Regions from separate parts of the Homo sapiens genome. Here regions 1 and 3 are each linked to region 2. Evidence: chromatin contacts called from ENCODE Hi-C or POLR2A ChIA-PET data. All regions are on one chromosome and are shown on one strand. The core of a region is the stretch at or near the end of the contact, and the rest is flanking DNA. Distances in the headings are between cores, read along the strand shown. Region 1 holds the start of UBXN2A (UBX domain protein 2A). Region 2 overlaps ATAD2B (ATPase family AAA domain containing 2B). Region 3 overlaps ATAD2B (ATPase family AAA domain containing 2B).

Region 1 (3,844 bases), core at 142-2,641, 110 kb before region 2:
TGATCTGCCCACCTCAGCCTTTCAAAGTGCTGGGATTACAGGCGTGAGCCATCGCTCCGGGCCCTGATTATTTGCTTAATATCTGTTTTGCCCAATGACACTGTAGAGTCTAAAGGCAGAGTCTGTAATTGTCACTATTGTATCCTTAGCATTCAGTACACAGTAGGTACTAAAATTTTTTTGAATGAAAAAAATTAAATCAAGTGTATGCTAATTATTATACATTATTAAATTAAAATGCAAGTAAAGTACCCTCCACAGTGCCCAGCTGAAAACAACTGCTCAGTAAGTGTGAGCTTCCATTAACACTGGACTGCAGTCAGCCTCATATCATTAGTGTGCTTAACCACTCCCTCCTGCACACATTTTTTACACATTTTTGGACTCCGCCAGTGCCTAGCACTAACATTAGTGTTATAAAAAGATACTCTGTATTCACTGAATTTAATTGCCTTTTAAATAAATCCGACTTTCAGCATATTTAGAAAGAAGACACAACATGAACTTTTAAAGTTTCCCCCCTAAAAACAAACTGCAACCGGCCAGACTTCATACTACCACATTATTTTCTGCATTCGCATCAAAACAAATCAGCAGTTTCCTATCTTTACTTATCTCAAATTACGTACATAGGAACTCAACGCTGGATGCCACACGAACATTCATCATTGCTGACAAGTAATAAACTCTTTTATTACTGGCAGCGAAAAGGAAAAAAAAAAGGCACAAAGAAGAAATTAAGGAAACGTGAAATCAGCGAACACCAGGCCTTCAAAACATCAGAGAAAGTGAGTGGTGGGAGTCGGGTGAAGTCACTAATAGGCATACTTTGTATCACTGGACTGCGATCGTGCAGCGTTCGCCTTTGAAAATAGAAACATTGTGTTGCGCATAACTGTAAGTTTCGGAACGCCCTGCGAGAGAACCAGGAGCTGTGCCTTCAGCTAGCTCGCAAGTCAAGCCGCAGGCGAGTCAGGGGCTCGGGGTCGCCGCTCACCTGGGCTGGGCGGGACCCTGGCTCGGGCTCCGCCGCCGGCGCCCCTTCCCGAGTCGCAAACACGCGGCCCTCCGGAGCGAGACTCCCCCCGACACCGACGATCCGCGGCGGCCAAGCCACAGGCCGCGACCCCTCGGCCCCAGCCGGCAGGCGACCGCCCCGCCCCGCCCTCACCCCGCCGGACGCGGCGCGGCCCCGGGACGCTCACCTCCGGGCACGGCCTCCCGGCCTCGGCCTCACTCAGCTCAGGCACCGCAGGCACCGTTTGGCCGCGGGCTCCGTTTGGCTGGAGCCCTTCAGAGCCGGAGCGCCGCCGCCCCAGACCGCCTCAGGTTCCGCGGCCGCGCCGCTGAGATCCCGCCAGCCTCTCTCGGTCTTCGCCAGGCGCCCAAGCGCGCGCCGACGCCGGCTCCGCGCAGACCCGAGGAGCGCGCGCGGACGCGGGGGCGCGCCGAGGGCGGGGCTTGCCGCGGCCGGGCGCTTCAAGTCCCGGCGGGAACGGCGCTAATGGCCGCCTCCCCTTCCCACCACTGGCCCGGCGGCTAGCTGCCTTCATGGGTAGGGGAGATGCAGGCAGCTCGGTGTGTGCTCACCAGAGAACCCAGAGTGTGCTTACCTGGGTACCTCCTCAGCCTCAGAAACCATGGAGAGACATCCCTGCATTCTGACAATGTTGAACTTGACCTGAGCCCTGTGGACAACGAAGTTGAAGAAACCCCCACCCACCTTTTTTTTTTTTTTTTTTTGAGACTAAATCTCGCTCTTGTCCCCCAGGTTGGAATACAATGGCGCGATCTTGGCTCACCGCAACCTCCGCCTCCCGGATTCGAGCGATTCTCCTGCCTCAGCCTCCGGAGTAGCTGGGATTACAGGCGCCTGCCAGCACGCCCGGCTAATTTTTGTATTTTTAGTAGAGACGGGGTTTCACCATGTTGGCCAGGCTGGTCTTGAACTCCTGACCTCAGGTGATCCGCCCGCCTTGGTCTCCCAATGTGCTGGGATTACAGGCGTGAGCCACCGCGCCCGGCCCCTTTGTGTTCCTAAAAGGACTTACTACACGCAACCGCCCTTCCGCATGTGACTTTGTCAGGACTCAAGGATGCCCCCGTCGTTAGCTGTGACAAGGTCAGGCCCAGACCCTCTAAATTCCAGTTCTTCGCCTCGCAAATAGTTAGCTGACCTGCCTGTACTCACGATGTGGACAAATCCCGGCTGCCTTGACTTGACAGGACTTGAGTGAAGCAGCTCTCCCTGGGCCTCTCTACACGGTGACCGAGCCTCAGCCGCAGCCAGCGAGCAGCCCTCCTCATCCACCGCCTGAAAATAGACGGACCCCAGGGAAACAGTCTCTGTATAGTCTCATCGCTGCCACCTCCAGTCTTCTCCCCACTTCCCCACACCCGGGTCTTTCTAGCCCTGTTCACTCATCTCTGTAAAAGGAAAGCCCTTTTCTGCCTGACCCAGGAGATCGCTGCAGATCTCATGGTTGGAGAGTTCTCCCGGTTGCTGTAGCCTCCCCCAATCCCCACTCTCAGTTGCAATAGTTTCTTTCCCTTTTCTTGGATCTCTTCCACTGAACTCTCTCCTTACGTATATCCAGATTTGTTTTTTATTTTATAGTCCAGCATTCTCCCAATTGCAACAGTCCTTCTTCCTATTGCAATAGTTCTCCACCCTTATTGCAATAGTCCTTTTCCCCCCTGTTGCAATAATCCTTTCCGAATAAAGTCTCGGTTTGCCTAAATCGGGATTTATTTGTAAGTCTTTAGTGCGGGGACTCAGATTGAGATTGATCCTCACCTACAGGCCCATGCCGTTCCCCCCACCACCACCTCCCTCATCTCCTGTTCAGTGATTTTGGGAGCCTGTGGTGAGTTCAAATCTCACTGCTCATGAGACCGTGTCTGTTGAAGCACAATAAGGAGTTAAATTGATCCCATTAGGCAAAGAGACTTTTCTTTGACCATTCTGTGAGAGCTCTTCCGATTTTTTGGTCCCAGCACCATTTAATGAAGAGAGGATTCTTCCCTTGTCAAAAATCAATTGACCATGGATGTATAAATTTATTTCTGTACTCTCAATTCTATTCCATTGATTATGTATCTTATCTTTATGCTAGTACCATACTATTTTGATTACTGTAGCTGTATAGTAGCTGTATACAGCTGTATAGTAGCTGTATAGAAATCAGGAAGTTTGAGTCCTCCAACTTTGCTCCTCTTTTTCAAGATTGTTTTGTCGCTTGCAGTTCTGTATGAATTTTAGCTCAGCTTTTCCATTGCTGTTAAAAAAAAAAAAAAAGGGAGGGGGGGGCCACTGGGATTTTGACAGGGATTGCTTTGAATTGGTAGATCAATTTGAGGAGTATTGATACCTTCAATTTTTTTTTTGAGATGGAGTTTTGCTCTTGTTGCCCAGGCTGGAGTGCAATGGCATGATCTCGGCTCACTATAACCTCCGCCTCCCAGGTTCTAGTGATTCTCCTGCCTCAGCCTCCCAAGTAGCTGGGATTATAGGCATGCACCACCATGCCCAGCTAATTTTTGTATTTTTAGTAGAGACAGGGTTTCACCATGTTGGTCAGGCTGGTCTTGAACTCCCGACCTTAGATGATCCACCCGCCTCGGCCTCCCAAAGTGCCGGTATTACAGGTGTGAGCCAACACACCCAGCCGGAGTATTGATATCTTAACAATACTGGTGCGATGACTCACTTTATATATAAAGTCTTCAAATCCTTAAGCATGAATATTTTTGCATTTATAGTCGTGCGCCACATAACAACCTTTCGGTCCATGACTTACAGCATATGTGATGGTGGTCACATAAGATTATAAGGCCATATTTT
Region 2 (3,822 bases), core at 41-2,540:
TGATCACACATAGGAGATGGAATTCAGGGTTTTGGCTCTAATTAGGTCTGAAATAAAAAGGAATACAATGTTAGGCACCTGAATATACACATAGGTATTTCTCCTTCATTCTTTCCCCCTCTTTTGTCTGTTTTCCTCTCATACTCTGAAAAATATAAATAAAAAAAAAAAAACCCAATCTTCATGAACTTTTTAAGCATTATGAAGAAATCCCCCAAATAAGTCCACTAACAACAGCTTACTTGGGAAAACTTTAAAGTTACCAAAGCCAAAAAGAACAACTTAATTTAAAAAATCATTGTGATCCACCATCAAATAATTAAAACTTAAATAGAACATTAGTCCATTCAGTTAGCTACATCCAAATTATCCTCTTCATCCACAGGGACCTCCATCTCCGAAGCAGCATCCCTCAGCTTTTGAACCACAAAGACCTCGACATCTTCTGGTGAGGAGAAAACGTAAATCTCTCCAGCACTACTTCAGTTTAAGCTTTGCCTGGTATAAGAGAGCATGCGCCAAACACATTTCATGTAAATTTGGCTTGACCTTTGCAAAGCCTTGTGCTGCTTTATGGGAGAGGGTGGTATTTGGTATAAAATCCAGTCTTTTCCCTTTTTGAAAATAGACCCCTTTTATTTATGATGATATTTTACTAGAGTTCAGATCGGACTGGGAAATCTTTGTAGATTTTTCTGTGAATTTGTCACAGAATGATCCTTAACTGAAATAAGCAGAAGTCAAGTTGTCAAATCATTTTGGAAATTCCCTAAGAGATAGGTACTCTAAATTACTTTCTATTATACTGTCTACCATCTGAAATATTATATACTCTAGTTTAATTCTTCACCCCAAATATTAGAATCTTAGTTTCCTTTTGCATTTCCAAAGACAATACTTCTCATTTTTCCCAGTGATTTTTTTAGCTTTTAGGCAGTTTCTTAAGTTTTAAAATTTTCATGGTATAATTTCTTACAGGACTGATAAATTTCTCTTACCTTTTTTCCCTCCCCTCTGTGGGGTGGTAGTATGTGTGCAGACTCTGCTTATATACCATTTTCTTCCTGGACAGTGACATAAAAATCCATTATAATTAAATGACTTCTGTTTTTTGTTATGACATTCATTCCATCTGAGAAACCGGTTCACATTAAAAAAAAAATCAAATTCAGATCTTCAAACGGGCGTGAAATAGTAATTTTAAATCCATTACAAACTCACTAGTCTGTGTATGCCAAACATGTTTTAACATGAATAGGTTCAGTTCATTGAAATTTATGCCTCATAGAGTATGATGAACAGCTGTGAAGATAGCTGACCTTTTGTTAGAGGTTATGGATTTGGTAACTTTTACCTTGAAATTCCCAAGTTCTTAGAGGTTTTTGCATGCATATTGGGTGTGATTTTTGCATAGTGAAAAACTCAACATACATTGATATCAGGAACATTTGCATAAATAGTAGGAAACTTATGATTAATGAAACACTCAACTCTAATCATATTTTTCTATTCCATTTTCAATGAGAGGGCTAAAACAATGAAAGAGTCTCAATGAAGTGACTTATCTTGTGGGCCTTCATTATGTGTGATGCTGTACTTAAAACTTTATAAAATTTTGTTATGACCTTGTTTCTAGTCTAACCTCTTTAGTAGCTGTATTTTCAGTCTTTTTAGAACAATTTCTAGCTTAATAGCAGTATTCAGGAATGCTCTTTATTTGATAACTAAATGTGTTCACAGAGTATTAGAATTGTAATGGTAGATTTAGTATGGTTATGAAAGGGATGTTTATAATTTCTTTAATATTAACTTTTAACGCCTAAAAGGCTGTAGTATATTTTCAGTATTACTAGAATGATCATATTATTTATTTTCTAAACAAGGACGCTTTGAGAGTGAAAAGATGTGCTATTATGACAGGACAAGAGGCCTAACCAGCACATGTGGTTACCCTAAGTATAACCCATTTAGCCATGGTTATGATGCAATTTTAAAGTTTTAGAAGGAAGTATGTTAAATCAGTAGTTCTCAATTTTGTGTGTATCAGAGTCACTTCTAAAGCTTTCTTGAAATGCACATATGATTTCAAGCCCCCAGAGATTCTGATTCACTGGGTTTATTGTGGGGCTTGGGAATCTGTTTTTTTTTGTTTCAGTTTCAGTGTTTATTCAGATGGATAATCAAGGTGAGAACCACAGATATAAACTGGTAATTCTTACTTATAAGCGAATGTAAAAAAATTTCCTTCTTTATAAGTCTGTTGGTTATAATAATTAATGTGAAAATCTACTTCATTAAATGGGGTCTATTGATCATTTCTTTGTCTGGAATAAATCAATAAATAATACATTGCTGTTATATATGTAATTAACATGTTGTGGCAAACATAAATGTTATGGGTAACATTTACTACCTAAAATGCCTTCTAGTGGCTAATTATTTGTTTTGCCTAATAGTTTCTGAGTTTTAATTTTTTTAAACTTAGGCTTTTGCACTTAAAATAGGACCATATAATATGTTCATTAACTGTGTATATCCTTTTAAAGAAGAAATAGAAACGTGATTGTTTATGTTGTTTGAAGATGGTAGTATATTCCTATTTCCTCGGAAATGGAAGACATAATTCACATTCTATAATCATATACTTAGATTACTTTGTTAACTCTTTATAACTTTGAGCTAGTGTTCTATACATTATTGAATTAATGAAATGGGTATATATGCAAAAGGAAAAGATAATTTTTTTCCAGGTTTCTTTGAGAAATAGAAAATAAAACGAGACACTAGTGGTAAATTTGGTTATCTGAAGAATTATTTGTGAGATAGATCACTGTCATGGAACAATGTTAATGCGTAATCTGCTTATAGTCTTCTGAATTAAGTTCTTCTAGGTCATATTAAGTTTTTCCCTAACTTTGAATAGGTTTTTCTTAGTAATCACCATTTTTAGTTCAGTATTTAAGTGTTCTATAAGGTCATTGTGAGGTATAAAAAGATAAATAGGCCAGGTGTGATGACTCATGCCTGTAATACCAGCACTTTGGGAGGGTGAGGCAGGAGGATTGAGGCTAGGAGTTTGAGACCAGCCTGGACAAAGTGAGACCCCTATCTCTACAAAAAAAAAAAAAAAAAAAAATTAGCCTGATGTGATGGCACACACTGTAGTCTCAGCTACTCAGCAGGCTGAGGCAGAAGGATTTCTTGAGCCCAGGAAGTCAAGGCTGCGGTGAGCCATGATCACCCACTGCACTTCAGCCTGGGCAACAGAGCGATAATGCTGTCTCCCAAAAATAAAATAAAAATAAACCTGGTATTGTTTGTTGAAGCTTAGTTAGGGTCTAATATTCTATAACTATTGGAATGGTTCCCCCTACTGGCATAACTGATAATTGTGGCCAAATGCAAGTTTAATTGCCAACAGGGAAAACAATATGGCTAGTTTGAGCTTTTCTTCCTTTTTGTGACAAGGATGCAACAGAGCATGTGTTTTTGTATGTATTTGTTACTCAGATGAATGAAATGACTTAAAAACAGTGGGGCTTGATCTGTTGTTTGATTGTATCATACATTAAACATGGGTAATAAATAATACCTTATGTTGGTATAACCCTTAGATTATCAGTCATTTTAAACTAAAAAAAGAAAATTAATGTGGAAAATCAGTGGAAATATTTTTAATGTTCTTATTTACTTTAATATATTTGGAACTATCAGATGAATTACAATTTTAAATGATAATTATGGGAGTAACTGAATGTTAATAGTTGGTTGTACTCAGAGTTGGTAGTAGAATAGCTCTGTTTTTGAAGTTTCTGTTTATAT
Region 3 (3,697 bases), core at 414-2,913, 65 kb before region 2:
CATCCCGGGTGGCAGAGTGAGACCTGTCTTCGTAAAAAAAAAAAAAAAAAAGTTTTTTTTTTTTTTAGTTTATTCATCTAGGAGTCTGAGTAACTGTTAAACTTTTAGAATTAAAATCTTTTGATGTTTCAGATGACCTGAAAATAAAATGCAATTTGACCTATTAGATTCAATAGAATTTAATTTTAAGGAAAACTTGTAGTTAAAAATATTTTAGATTTTGAGATAATATAAGTACAAAAAATTAAGAATTACTTGAAGGCTTGTATTTGTTTTTATGTCATGAACCTGAGAATCTTGATTCCTTTATTTTGGTAATCTAAACTCTTATGAGCATCTAAGGTAAACTTATTGAAGTCCTTTCACAAAAAATAATTTGTTAGAAATAATAATTCATATGGAGGAAAATTGAATACAGATAAGAATTAGTATTAGCTATGAAAAATAATGAATTCTAAAGAACTTTGCAAAGACCACTAAGGTCGTTAAATAAATTACTGTTAATTGGCAAAATAAATTTCCATTTTAGAGTTAGGTAATTGGATGAAGATAGAGATAAAAGTGGACCTAGAACTTCTGAATCTTCCTAAGTGATTTGAGATAGATTATGAGTTTTCTTTTGGGGTGAAACCTGGGTTTAAAGGCCCAAGTGTATCAACAGAATTTTAATGATTGATACTTTTAGTAAAATAGGATGTTTTTGGTCAAAAATATTTTTTAATATATAGTTTTTATATTGTATATAGAAATTCCCAAATATACATACTAATATAGATAGATGTTGTAGCTTACAAATACTGTGAGTACAGATGCTATTTTATTGACTTTTTTGGTCAGCGGATATTTATTTAGCTACTAGTCATTTATTTAACCTGATATATATCTAGAATAATACGCATACTCTAAGATACAGACAAATTGAAATTTTCATAAGACTTACTGTACACTTGGCTGGGTGTGGTGGCTCACGCCTGTAATTCCAGCACTTTGGGAGGCCAAGGGTGGTGGATCACTTGAGGCCAGGAGTTGGAGACCAGTCTGGCCAACATGGTGAAATCCCATTTCTACTAAAAATACAAAAATTAGCTAAGCAAGGCGGCGCGTGCCTGTACCCAGCTAGTTGGGAGGCTGAGGCACGAGAATTGCTTGAACCTGGGAGACAGAGGTTGCAGTTAGCTGAGATCGTACCACTGCACTCTAGCCTGGATGACAGAGTGAGACTCTGTCTTAAAAAAAAAAAAAAAAGAAAAGAAAAAACCGGGCGCAGTGGCTCACGCCTGTAATCCCAGCACTTTGGGAGGCCGAGGCGGGCGGATCACGAGGTCAGGAGATAGAGACCATCCTGGCTAACACGGTGAAACCCCGTCTCTACTAAAAAATACAAAAAATTAGCCAGGCGTGGTGGCGGGTGCCTGTAGTTCCAGCTACTCAGGAGGCTGAGGCAGGAGAATGGCGTGAACCAGGGAGGCGGGGCTTGCAATGAGCCAAGATCGCGCCACTGCACTCCAGCCTGGGCCACAGAGCGAGACTCCGTCTCAAGAAAAAGAAAAAAAAGATTTATTGTGTACTGAAATGTAGCATGCTTGAAAGTTTCCTTTTGTGGTTAGGTAATGAGGAAGTAGTGAGGTGAGGCAGAAGTATAACCACCTATGTGGACTGCTGAGGCATATTAGAATTGAGGAGTGGTAGTGGTTAAGTGACGTCTGTCAGAACTTGGGCTTTTTTGAATTGAGGTTTATAACCCTCATAAATCATTAAATGCCTTGAGTTTATATGGGAAAGGGAGAATAAGTATGATTTTTAAGTCTGATATTGCAATAGCGTGTGCCCCAGATAATTAAAGCTGTAGAAAGTTCTAACGTAATAATCACCTAATGCAAAGTGAAACTGGTTCCATTTAAAAATTCAGGAAACAGGGTTAGGTGCAGCGGCTCACGCCTGTAATCCCAGCACTTTGGGAGTCTGAGGTGGGGGTCGGGGCGGGGGGGTATCATCTGAGGTCAGGAGTTGGAGACCAGCCTGGCCAACATAGTGAAACCCTGTCTACACTAAAAATACAAAAATTAGCCAGGTGTGGTGGTGCACGCCTGTACTGCTTGGGAGGCTGAGGCATGAGAATTGCTTGAATCCAGGAGGCGGAGGTTGCAGTGAGCCAAGATAGAGCCACTGCACTCCACCGTGGGCGACAGAGTGAGGCTCTGTCCCCTCAAAAAATAATAAATAATAAATAAAAATTCAGGAAACGATACAGGGAAAAAAATCTCCAACCCACCTTCCTTCTTTTCAAAAAATAGCTACCCACTCAATTTAAGTGAACAACTTTTGAGAACATTCATATAATACAGAAACTTTTAGGCATATACGTTTAAGCAGGCTAACCCTTACAAAATCTCAGTGTAGGCTGGGCGTGGTGGCTTACGCCTGTAATCTTAGCAATTTGGGAGGCCAAGGCGGGTGGATCACCTGAGGTCAGGAGTTCAAGATCAGCCTGGCCAACATGGTGAAACCCTGTCTCTACTAAAATACAAAAATTAGCTGGGCATGATGGCGGGTGCCTGTAATCCCAGCTACTCGGGAGGCTGAGATGAGAGAATCACTTGAACCCGGGAGATGGTGGTTGCAGTGAGCCAAGATCGCACCACTGCACTCCAGCCTGGGTGGCTGAGCAAGACTCCACCTCAAAAAAAAAAAAAAAAAATCTCAGTATATTAAATCTTTTAATATACTCATGTATTTCATGTCGTGTCTCCTTTTTCAGTCTCCCTTTTATAAAGATGATGATGACAATAATCTATGACTATAAGGTCATTGGATCAATTGAAGAACAAGTTTTTAAAGATTTTTTCTTAAAACAGATCTTTCATTAGTAATAAAAGCCAAGTAAGCATTGTCTTCTTTAGAGCAGACAAAAAGCTTATTGTGCTTTTTTCCCCAATGATGTTACCATTGTTCTGAAAAGTTTTAGATTTCTTTTGTGGAATGACTTTAGGGTCTGCATCTTATTCTTTTGAACAATTCAAGTGATGTGAAATTCCAACCATTTGGCTTTGTATATAGTCAGAATTCATTTGGTGCCAAGACTTGTGAATAAACTGATCAAGCTGAGTTAATGCTTTGTTGGGTCTAAAGACAAAGTATATTTATGAAGTAATAAAGTTGGTTTTTCTGTGTGGTTTTAAGTGGATTTTGAGAGTGATTCTTAAGAATTCCAGGAATGCATTGTGTAATGACAACGTTGTAAGAATACCTGTATTACATCCATTTAGTTACTTTATAGTCACACTCATATACCTGGAGAATCATGTGCATTGTATACAGTGGTGCTAAAAATGAAATTTTCTCCAAGATAGTATATTAGGTAAAGGTATTTTTTTTGTTGTTTTCTAGAGGAAAGGCGGGGGGGCTAGATTTTTGTTGTTATTTTTTTGACAATCTGAAGATGCGTAGTAGTATGAGGGTTTTTTTTGTTTTGTTTTTTGTTATTTATTATTTATTTTTTGTTTTTAGACGGAGTCTCGCTCTGTCACCCAGGCTGGAGTGCAGTGGCGCGATCTCGGCTCACTGTAAGCTCCACCTCCCAGGTTCACGCCATTCTCCTGCCTCAGCCTCCCGAGTAGCTGGGACTGCAGGTGCCTGCCACCACGCCTGGCTGATTTTTTTGTATTTTTAGTAGAGATGGGGTTTCACCGTGTTAGCC

The links. Hi-C counts contacts between places; a loop is a spot of excess contacts on that map. ChIA-PET counts read pairs that join two places held with the same protein, here RNA polymerase II (POLR2A). Pooled maps may share reads with other maps.
Region 1: a map of mammary epithelial cell shows a loop between it and region 2 (2.6-fold over the local background). The contact joins the promoter of UBXN2A here to the enhancer-like site in region 2. A Hi-C loop is called at or near these places in 2 of 168 maps with a recorded cell type or tissue (esophagus muscularis mucosa and mammary epithelial cell), 14 of 37 single-sample maps with no recorded cell type and 10 of 50 pooled maps. POLR2A ChIA-PET finds 5 or more read pairs at or near these places in 8 of 52 experiments (A673, Caco-2, GM12878 and 5 more).
Region 3: a loop to region 2 is called in a pooled map, with 2.6 times the contacts of the local background. The contact joins two enhancer-like sites. A Hi-C loop is called at or near these places in 1 of 168 maps with a recorded cell type or tissue (mammary epithelial cell), 1 of 37 single-sample maps with no recorded cell type and 5 of 50 pooled maps. POLR2A ChIA-PET finds 5 or more read pairs at or near these places in 7 of 52 experiments (A673, GM12878, H1 and 4 more).

Annotation. Positions count from the first base shown.
Region 1 is chr2:23,938,010-23,941,853 of GRCh38, reverse strand. UBXN2A (UBX domain protein 2A) reads right to left here and starts at 1,391. Exons shown (of 7, transcript NM_181713.4): 1 at 1,206-1,391. RefSeq lists an enhancer at 645-754 and silencers at 885-1,364, 1,425-1,524, 1,386-1,581.
Region 2 is chr2:23,824,424-23,828,245 of GRCh38, reverse strand. The region is part of intron 15 of ATAD2B (ATPase family AAA domain containing 2B); the gene reads left to right. Among named protein-coding and RNA genes, the nearest start is that of ATAD2B, 100 kb to the left of the region's middle. Within about 2 kb of position 1,290, at least 2 of the 41 ENCODE cell types and tissues checked have a DNase peak (open chromatin) inside an H3K27ac peak, as active enhancers do; they include mammary epithelial cell, where a contact is called at or near this core.
Region 3 is chr2:23,890,022-23,893,718 of GRCh38, reverse strand. All of the region lies in intron 2 of ATAD2B (ATPase family AAA domain containing 2B), which reads left to right. Among named protein-coding and RNA genes, the nearest start is that of ATAD2B, 35 kb to the left of the region's middle. RefSeq lists an enhancer at 1,550-1,679. Within about 2 kb of position 1,663, at least 7 of the 41 ENCODE cell types and tissues checked have a DNase peak (open chromatin) inside an H3K27ac peak, as active enhancers do.